2 separate regions of the Homo sapiens genome follow, and region 2 is linked to region 1. Evidence: read pairs that join two places in POLR2A ChIA-PET (ENCODE). Cell type or tissue: GM12878. All regions are shown on one strand. Each heading gives the region's core, and the rest is flanking DNA. Links, peaks and the distances in the headings are about the cores only. Region 1 overlaps CDC42SE2 (CDC42 small effector 2). Region 2 overlaps RAPGEF6 (Rap guanine nucleotide exchange factor 6).

Evidence for each region. Peaks named below come from ENCODE experiments on the same cell type or tissue, not always from the same donor. Only the 100,000 strongest peaks of a DNase experiment are listed, where the experiment ranks them.
Region 2: POLR2A ChIA-PET joins it to region 1 with 5 read pairs; 4 of 35 experiments call an interaction of 5 or more read pairs at or near these places.

The regions. Positions count from the first base shown.
Region 1 is chr5:131,375,220-131,379,623 of GRCh38, forward strand. The region is part of intron 3 of CDC42SE2 (CDC42 small effector 2); the gene reads left to right. Among named protein-coding and RNA genes, the nearest start is that of CDC42SE2, 110 kb to the left of the region's middle. RefSeq lists a silencer at 340-389. In GM12878, for the core only: no CTCF peak of the experiment used is centred there; a DNase peak (open chromatin) is centred at 4,021; H3K4me3 peaks cover 1,158 bases; H3K27ac peaks cover 3,691 bases.
Region 2 is chr5:131,494,084-131,498,487 of GRCh38, forward strand. RAPGEF6 (Rap guanine nucleotide exchange factor 6) reads right to left here. Exons shown (of 28, transcript NM_016340.6): 12 at 4,360-4,404; 13 at 1,470-1,577. Among named protein-coding and RNA genes, the nearest start is that of RAPGEF6, 140 kb to the right of the region's middle. In GM12878, for the core only: a CTCF peak has its summit at 2,448; a DNase peak (open chromatin) is centred at 2,418; H3K27ac peaks cover 768 bases.

The DNA of each region.
Region 1 (4,404 bases), core at 172-4,171:
ATAGATTTGCTTAGAGATTCTTTTTAAAAACATTTGGGGGTCTCCTGCAAACTTCTCATCTGTCAAAAGCTGCAAAATACATACTGAGTAGGAAAAGGTTAGTTACCTACTAAACCCTAAAGGACAGATACCGACAGCACCACACTTAAGATTGAATTGTAAATGCATTACCAGCAACTCACCTATTTATTTATGAATATTTCCAACACAAAATATCTTTCCTTTCTGTACTTTGACTTAGATAATTCTCTGCTTATAATACTAGCTGGTTTTGGTTTCTCTGTGGTGATCTATGGTGTGACTCTCATCTCCTCTGGAGAGAGCTCCTTATATAAGCTCTGTCACCTGAGGGCCACTGCTGGCATTCCAGTGAGTGAGCTAAGCTCTAGAAGCCAGACAAGTAGAATTATTTTTCCCACCGTAGAAGATACAGTACAAGTTCATGTATAGAAGAAGTTTATTATTTTCTCAAGTTTTGACCTAAGTATGAGAATTTGGAATCCAAAGTAGGCTATTCAGTTATTGAAGAGCAGATATTTTTCCAGTCTCTGCAGTATCTAAAACCTTGTTTCTCTTTCATTTGTCCCTTAACATATTAGAGATTTTTTTGTCATATTCTTAGAAACTAGACTTCCACAGGCAGTTTTATCAACTCAGATTACCACCCATGGGAAGGCTGAATTCAGCTTCTTTAACATGAATATCCAGGACCTGGACACTGTTAAGACTCCCATCTTGGCCAGGCATGGTGGCTCATGCCTGTAATCTCAGCACTTTAGGAGGCCAAGGTGGGTGGATTAGTTGAGGTCAGGAGTTCGAGACCAGCCTGACCAACATGGTGAAACCCATCTTTACTAAAAATACAAAAAATTAGATGGGCATGGTGGTGCATGCCTGTAATTCCAGCTACTCGGGAGGCTGAGACACGAGAATCGCTTGAACCCAGGAGGCGGAGGTTGCAGTGAGCTGAGATTGCACCACCGCACTCCAACCTGGGTGACGAATGACTCTTGTCTCAAAAAAAAAAACAAAAAACCTTTATTCAATAGAGAGTACAAAGGTGAACAAATGAGGACTTCTGAGCAGTGGCTGAGACAAGAAGTGAGAGTTTGCCAGAGGATCCCAGATTTGAAGGGAAGGTAAAATGTCATATACTGCTATAGAAGGTACTAGCAAATGAGTTCATGGCTTTAAAGTTCTTGGAACTGTGCCTGGTATCTTATAAGTACTCTTTATTACCCACTTTTACTTTTTAAATATTCAGCTGTTAATCTTTATTTTTTAATTTACCTTTGAGGTTCAGGGGGTACATGTGTAGGTTTATTATATAGGTAAACTGAGTCACAGATTACCTGCTGTACAGATAATTTCATCACCCAGGTAATAGGCATAGTAACCATTAGGTCGTTTTTTGATCCTCTCCCTCCTCCCACCCTCTACTCTCAGATGGGTCCTGGTATCTGTTGTTGCCTTCTTTGTGACCATGTGTACTCAATGTAGCTCCCACTTACAAGTGAGAACATGTGGTATTATGTTCCTGTGTTAGTCTGCTTAGGATGATGGCCTCCAGCTCCATCCATGTTGCTCCAAAGGACATGGTCTAGTTCTTTTTTATGGTTGTGTGGTATTCCATGGTGTATATGTACCACGTTTTCTTTATCCAGTCTACCACTGATGGGCATTTAGGTTGATGCCATGACTTTGCGATTGTGAATAGTGCTGTGATGAACATATGTGTACATGTGTCTTTATGGTAGAATGATTTATATTACTTTGGGTATATACTCAGTAAGGGGGTCCTGGGTCAAATGATACTTCTGTTTTTCACTTCTTTGAGAAATTGCCATACTGCTTTCCACAATGGCTAAACTAATTTACATTCCCACCAGCAGTATATAAGTGTTCCCTTTTCTCTGCAGCCTCACCAGCATCTATTATTATTTGACTATATGTAATTTTTTTTTTTTTTTTTGAGACAGAGTCTCTCTCTGTTGCCCAGGCTGGAGTGATGTGATCTTGACTCACTGCAACGTCTGCCTCCCGGGTTCAAACGATTATTGTGTCTCAGCCTCTCGAGTAGTTGGGACTACAGGGGTGTGCCACCACACCTGGCTAATTTTTTGTATTTTTGTAGAGATGGTGTTTCGCCATGTTGCCCAGGCTGGTCTCGAACTCCTGAGCTCAGGCAGTCCGCCCGCCTCAGCCTCCCAAAGTGCTAGGCTTACAGGCGTGAGCCACCACGCCTGGCCTGACTTTTTAATAATAGTCATTCAGCTGTTAATCTTTAGAGCCAGTGTTTTCTATTAACCATTAAGCCATCAATATCACTTGGAATCTTGTTAGATATGCAAATTGAAGCTCCACTCCAAACTTGCTCAATCTGAAAATCTTCTGTGACTAGAGCTCAGAAACCTGTATTTTAACAAACCTTCCAGGGATTCTGATGTACACTGTAGCTTGAGAACCACTGCTTTACAGGTTCTACCCAATATAAAAACTAAAACAGTGTTACCAGTTAAAACCTCTCTAGAGCACACAGCATTTCTATGAAAGAGAGAAAATTAAATCAGCAGATAAGTATTTTTTATGCAGAAATGTAGACTTCATTAGAATTGGCATTACATTGTTTACATCTTCCAAATATAATAGGTTCTTGAGAAATATTTGGCGATAATATTAGATAAGACAAACAATTTTTAGAGAACTGAGCTGACATTGTTTCTTTAAAAAAGCCTTTTATTCATTCAACAGTCATTTATTGTCTACTGTGTGTCAGGCACAGCTACTGTTACAGAACTCTTAGTAGTGTAGGAAAATCAAACTGTAAGCAAGTAAGTTACAATACAATGTTTTAAGTACTATAATTGAATATGAGCCATGTGCTGTGAATGTTCAGAACAGGAAATATCCAACAGCCTCAACTCGGAATGTTTATGTTTGAGCTGGGTCTCAAAGAATGAGTAGGGAGAGACTTGGGGCAAGGGTGTTTCATATAGTTTGTTGACATTACTACCATAAAAGGTATTTTCATTTTTTGTGTCAATGAATATCCACTAGGAAGATCATTTTCATCAAAAAATGTCAAATCCATTTTTTATATTATTACAACTTTTGTTAGCCTTTTTTTCCATACTGTGAACTAGATTGATTAACTTGGAAGCAGCTCACGCACCCAGGGAATCACTGTCACTGGCATCATAGAAAAAAAATACCCACTTGTTTTAGAAATGCCTGGTTCCTAATTACACTGTCAATATTTCAAAAAACTAATGTAGCTTATTTCAGAGGTTCCCAAACTTCTCTTAACGGTTCTGTAATTTTTTTCATGGTGCCTCTAGGCCAAGAGAAATACCGTACAGACTTGTTTATTAACTAATTTGGTACAAACAACTTAGTAAAGATTTATGTCCCAACAACTTATTTGCCTTTAAAAAATAAGATATAAATTGAAAAATATTTTTATTTAATTCTTAAATAACCAGTTACATACTTATGGTGTGTTTGTGCCTGTTGGGATTATACAACTTCTCAAACTGTGGAATCAGACTGAACACCACCACCTTCTTTTCTAGTTCCATACTGACTTTTGCATAGTGCTTGGGTTTTTTTCACAGTAACCACTGAAAACTCAGCTTCACAAAGATATGCTGTTAAAAAGAATGTATGTTCTAATGTTGAAGTTACAAATTATCTGAAGCTGGTAGTTCACTCAGTGTCAAACACACATTGAGCCTCACTGTGTTTCCCTCAAATAGAAAACCCTGGCACCCCTGGGTTTTGCTGGGATGCCCCAAGACACAATTTGGAAATAGTGGGCTTGTTAGATTTAATTCATAGATTTAGGGATTTAGTTACACAACTCAACTGACTTTCTCTAGGTCATAAAGTTGAGTCAGCATAGCTTTCAACCTTTCATTTACTTTGGCCACATTTGCATAAATGATTGCTATTTTATACCCTGAAAGTTCCAGCTTTTTTCACTGTCCCAGATGGCAAGTATTTTCATTTTCTTTATTCACTCTGTATCTGCTTCTAGAACTACCTCAGGCTGTACCATCTTTTACTCTTACTGTAGGCCTTCTGCTAACCTGATGGGACCTGGCCTTCATTTGCTTCTCAGTGACATGTGTTTGCACACTAAGCTGCCCAGAGAATAGTCTTTGGGAAAGTTTTAACTTTTAAGTGATGATGTAATTACTGTTTTCTAGAAGCTACAGTTGATCCATATGCCAGAAATGTGAGGGAGGTAGATATAGTATGGTTATATACATATTGTTTAGATAAGGATGCAAATAAGGTTCTCACAGTAGCAAATCCTTTGAAATTAACCTGCTTCTCGCCTCCTTGGATATACTCCAAATTGTTTAGTTCATTATCTTTAATAATTATGATGTAATTATGTAA
Region 2 (4,404 bases), core at 155-4,154, 120 kb after region 1:
TTGTGTACAGACTGTTATGCCTCTCAGCTCATTATAATCCTTACAACAATCTCAATGAACTAGGAACTACTATCTTTACAAATAACACAACTAAGGCATAAGATCAGGCAATGTCTGAGTTTACAAATCTAGCAAATGGTGGAGCTTGAGCTGTACTCCTAAAACACTATGCTGCATTACTACTTATTTCCTAAAATTTCAAGTTGCTTGAAGGAGGCAACCAAGTCACAGCTCAAAGTTTTATATCTGACAGGGAGTTTAAAATGAATTCACGAACAGCTACTGTGGACTTGGAGGGAATTATCTTAGGTGCTGTACATTTAGAACAGATGAATCCTATATAGAAAGGAAACCTAGAAAGTCAATATAGATTTGATATTTAGGATATGCACTGATAGTGAAACAGAGTTTCAATAGGTGAGGAAAAGAAAATTCTAGCATGGTCTGGATGCAGAACTGGAAAATAAAATAGTCTGATTTGGCTATAATCTAGGGTACACAGGAAAAAGGGCAAAAAGGTAGGCAAGGGACCTGAATATATGGGTGAGGAACTGCTTTGGTAGGAAGTATAGATTACTGACAAAGAAAATAATAGTCATCACATGTGTGTTTTAAAAGCAATCTTTTGGCCACACAGAATGAACTAGAAGAGAAACTAGAACTAGGGTCAGTGAGCAGATTATAATAGATCAGATATATTAAGTCCTAAACTAGGGAGTAAAAAAGAAATGGCTGAGAGAGACCATAAGAAAATATGTGAACATACATGTGTATGACTAAATCAGTGACCTAGGTGACTTTAGCAACTGACTGGAAATCCTGGCCAGGGAATTCAAGAAAAAGAGACTGAGGGTACACATATAACACCAGGTTTATAAGCCTGAGTAACTAAGAGATAAGAATGTCAATACAGAAATGGAAGATTTGGGCCAGGCGCCGTGGCTCAGACGCCTGTAATCTCAGCACTCTGGAAGGCCGAGGCGGGCGGATCACGAGGTCAGGAGTTTGAGACCAGCCTGGGCAATCTGGTGAAACCCTGTCTCTGCTAAAAATACAAAACCTAGCTGGGCGTGGTGGTGCGCGTCTGAAGTCCCATCTACTCAGGAGGTTGAGGTAGGAGAGAATTGCTTGAACCTGGAAAGCGGAGGTCGCAGTGAGCCAAGATTGCACCACTGCACTCCAGCCTGGGCGACAGCGAGACTCCGTCTCAAAAAAAAAACAAATAAATACAATAAATAAATAAATAAATATAAATAAAAAATAAATGGAAGAGTCAGGAAGGAGTGTAAATGTTGTTTTAATTGAGGTGGCAGAGAATAAATGAACAAAAGTCTAGAATACAGATTCGGAAGTTCTAAGAATGGACATTTAAGACACAGGAAAGAATGAAAGCTATTGCTGTTCTGAGTTTGCTAGTGTTGAGGGGGGACCACTACACTCTGAAGAATAGAAATTATTTTGAGCCTTACTGTATCTTCCAGATTTTTTTCAAATTCCTCTAGAAATCGAGTCATAGCAGGGTCACCTTCAAAATCATTAAAATGATTATTTACCCATAATAATACAATCCGTGTCACCTGTGGAAACATAAAAGAGGCAGCATATGGTTATAAGAGGCATTCCTTCTGCACAAGTGGATTCCAAAAGCATGTCTAAAACTCATGAAGAACTGACAACCCTCTTGTTCCCTCCCTTGTGTAAAAAAGGCTCATTCTAACAGAAAGGCATGGTTTAATTTGAGCTTTTGCTTCCCTGTGCACAGAAGTAACAGAGCCAGGACACTGTCCACTCAGTGAGAAGACACAAGCCTGTTTGTTAAGATAAAAGAAGTACACAGAATGTCTATTTCAGGTAGCACCTTAAAATGCAAACTTCATGTCATAAAGCAGGCAATCCTATCAATCAAAAATCCATACCGAAAGCGTTTCCATGGTCAAGAACATGTTTAACCAAAACGGTAACAAAAACAAATCTGAGTCTGGTGCAGTGGCTCACACCTGCAATGCCAGCAACTCAGGTGGCTGAAGCAAGGAGGATCCCTTGAGTCCAGGAGTTTGAGACCAGCCTGGGCATAGCAAAACCCTGTCTCTATAAAAATTAAAAAACAAAACAAAAACCCTTACAAATCTGAAACTTCTTTCATTATAAACACTGTAAATTTTCAAACTGCAGAATCGTTTACTTTGCTTCAGAAAAGTTAAAAATTAACGAATGTAAGCTGATTTGAATAACATGCCTAACAATGTAAGAAATGAGTCATTTTTTTTAAATCGTGGTAGAATCCACATAAAATTCATCATTTTAATGATTTTAAAGTTCATAATTTAGTACCTTAACAATACTGTGTAACCATCACCACTGTCTAGTTCTGAGTTCTGGAACATTTTCATCACTCCAAAAGTAAACCTCAAACTCATTAAGCTTTCACTTCCCATTCTGCCCTCTCTCCAGCCCCTGGCGGCCACTAGTCTGCTTTTCTGTCTATTTGTCTGTTCTGGCTATTCCACATAAATAGAATCATACAATACCTAGCCTTTTGTGATTGGCTTCTTTTACTTAGCTTAATGTTTTCAAGGTTCATCATGGTGTAGTAAGTATTAGTACTTCTTTTCTTCTTATGGCTGAATAATATTTTATTGTACGGCTATACCACATTTTGTTTATCCATGATGGGCATTTGGGTCATTTCTTCCTTTTGGCTATTGTCAATAGTGCTGCTACGAATATTTACGTCAAGTTTTCGTTTGCACACCTGTTTTTAATTCTCTGGGTATTTACCTAGGATTAGAATTGCTGGGCTATATGGTAACCCTATGTTTAACTTTTTGAAGAACTGCTCAAACTGTTTTTTCCACAGAGGTAATACCATTTTACATTCCCACCATCAATGTGTGTAGGGTGGGGGTGGGGAGGAGGGTTCAATGTCTCCATACCGTTGGCAATGTTTGTTACTTTTTCTTTTTTCCCCCTTTTTAAAAGCCATCCTAGTGGGTGTAAAGTGGTATCTCATTGAGGTTATGACTGCATATCTCTATGATTAATGATGCTGAACATCTTTGTCATGTGCCTGTTGGCCATTTACATATCTTCTTTGGAGAAATGTCTATACAAGTCCTTGGTCCATGTTTAAACTGTGCTGTCTTTTCGTTGTTGAGTTGTAAAAGTTCTTTATGTATTTTGGATATTAAACCTTTATCAGATATATAATTTTCTCTTATTCTGTGCATTGTCTTAACTTTCTGGACAGTGTCCTTTGATGCAAAAATAATTTTAATTTTGATGAGGTCCAATTATCTCTTTTTTCTTTTGTTGCTTGTGCTTGGGTATCATATTTTCATATTTGAGAAACCAACGCCAAATCCAAGGCCATGATAATCTACCCCTATCTTTAAGGCATTATAGTTTTAGCTCTTCTGTCTCTGACCCATTTTGGGTACATTTTTGTTTATAGTATAAGGTGGTAATCCATTTTCATTCTTTTGCATATGGATAATTATCACTAAATCATATTCTTGTTCATTTCCAAAGCATGCCTTTATTTTCTTGGCAACCAAGGTAAATATATTTAATTCTAAGAAAAAGGGTGAGAGGTGTGCAAGCCTGTAGTTTTAGATGTTAGTCTCCTAAATAAAAGAATTCTGCAGTTTACCTGCAACTAGTTTATTTCCTTTAAAATATAACTCAAAAAGACACACCAGACAATTATGATCCTACTTTTATTTTCTTGAAACAACTTATTTCTTACCAATTTGTGGAAGTATTACTAGTCTTTCCATTAAATGTGCAAACATATCCCATGAAATAAGCTAATTTATTTAAAATAGTGAACAACATTTAATACAAAAAAATACTCAAAAGGTAGATTTAAATAAGTCACAGGAGAGACATATTAAGGTTTGATAAATTGTTTTCAAATGATTGTGAAGTCTGTAACTCAAGAAAATAAAAATATTCCCATTTTGAAGCTTAAAAGCAATCTGCCCTCTTAAAAAAATGTATTTGATGAATATTCTTTCTAAAATATTAAATCCGTTTTAAAATGTTTTATTGATCTCCAGAAACAATCAAGTATTTCAGTAAAATTCTAAAATACTCTCATGTAACTATTATGTTTCCTGAACCTATAGCTATACCAGAGCTTTATTTCAGTTTTTGCCTTTTAAGGCTCTCGTCCACTTTTAGCATGCTATTCTGTCATAAAAGTAAGCAGAGAATGTTTATACTGATGGTTCAGGTTCATTAATTTTTTTAGGTGTACTGAATCTTATTATCATAATAAACAGGTAATCTATCAACTATAAAAGTTTCATGAATAAAATTTTGGGTTAAAATCACTTTCATGCCCCTTATAAAACCAACCTTATCTCTTAAGCTGTCGATCTTAAACCATTCCAATAGTTTGAT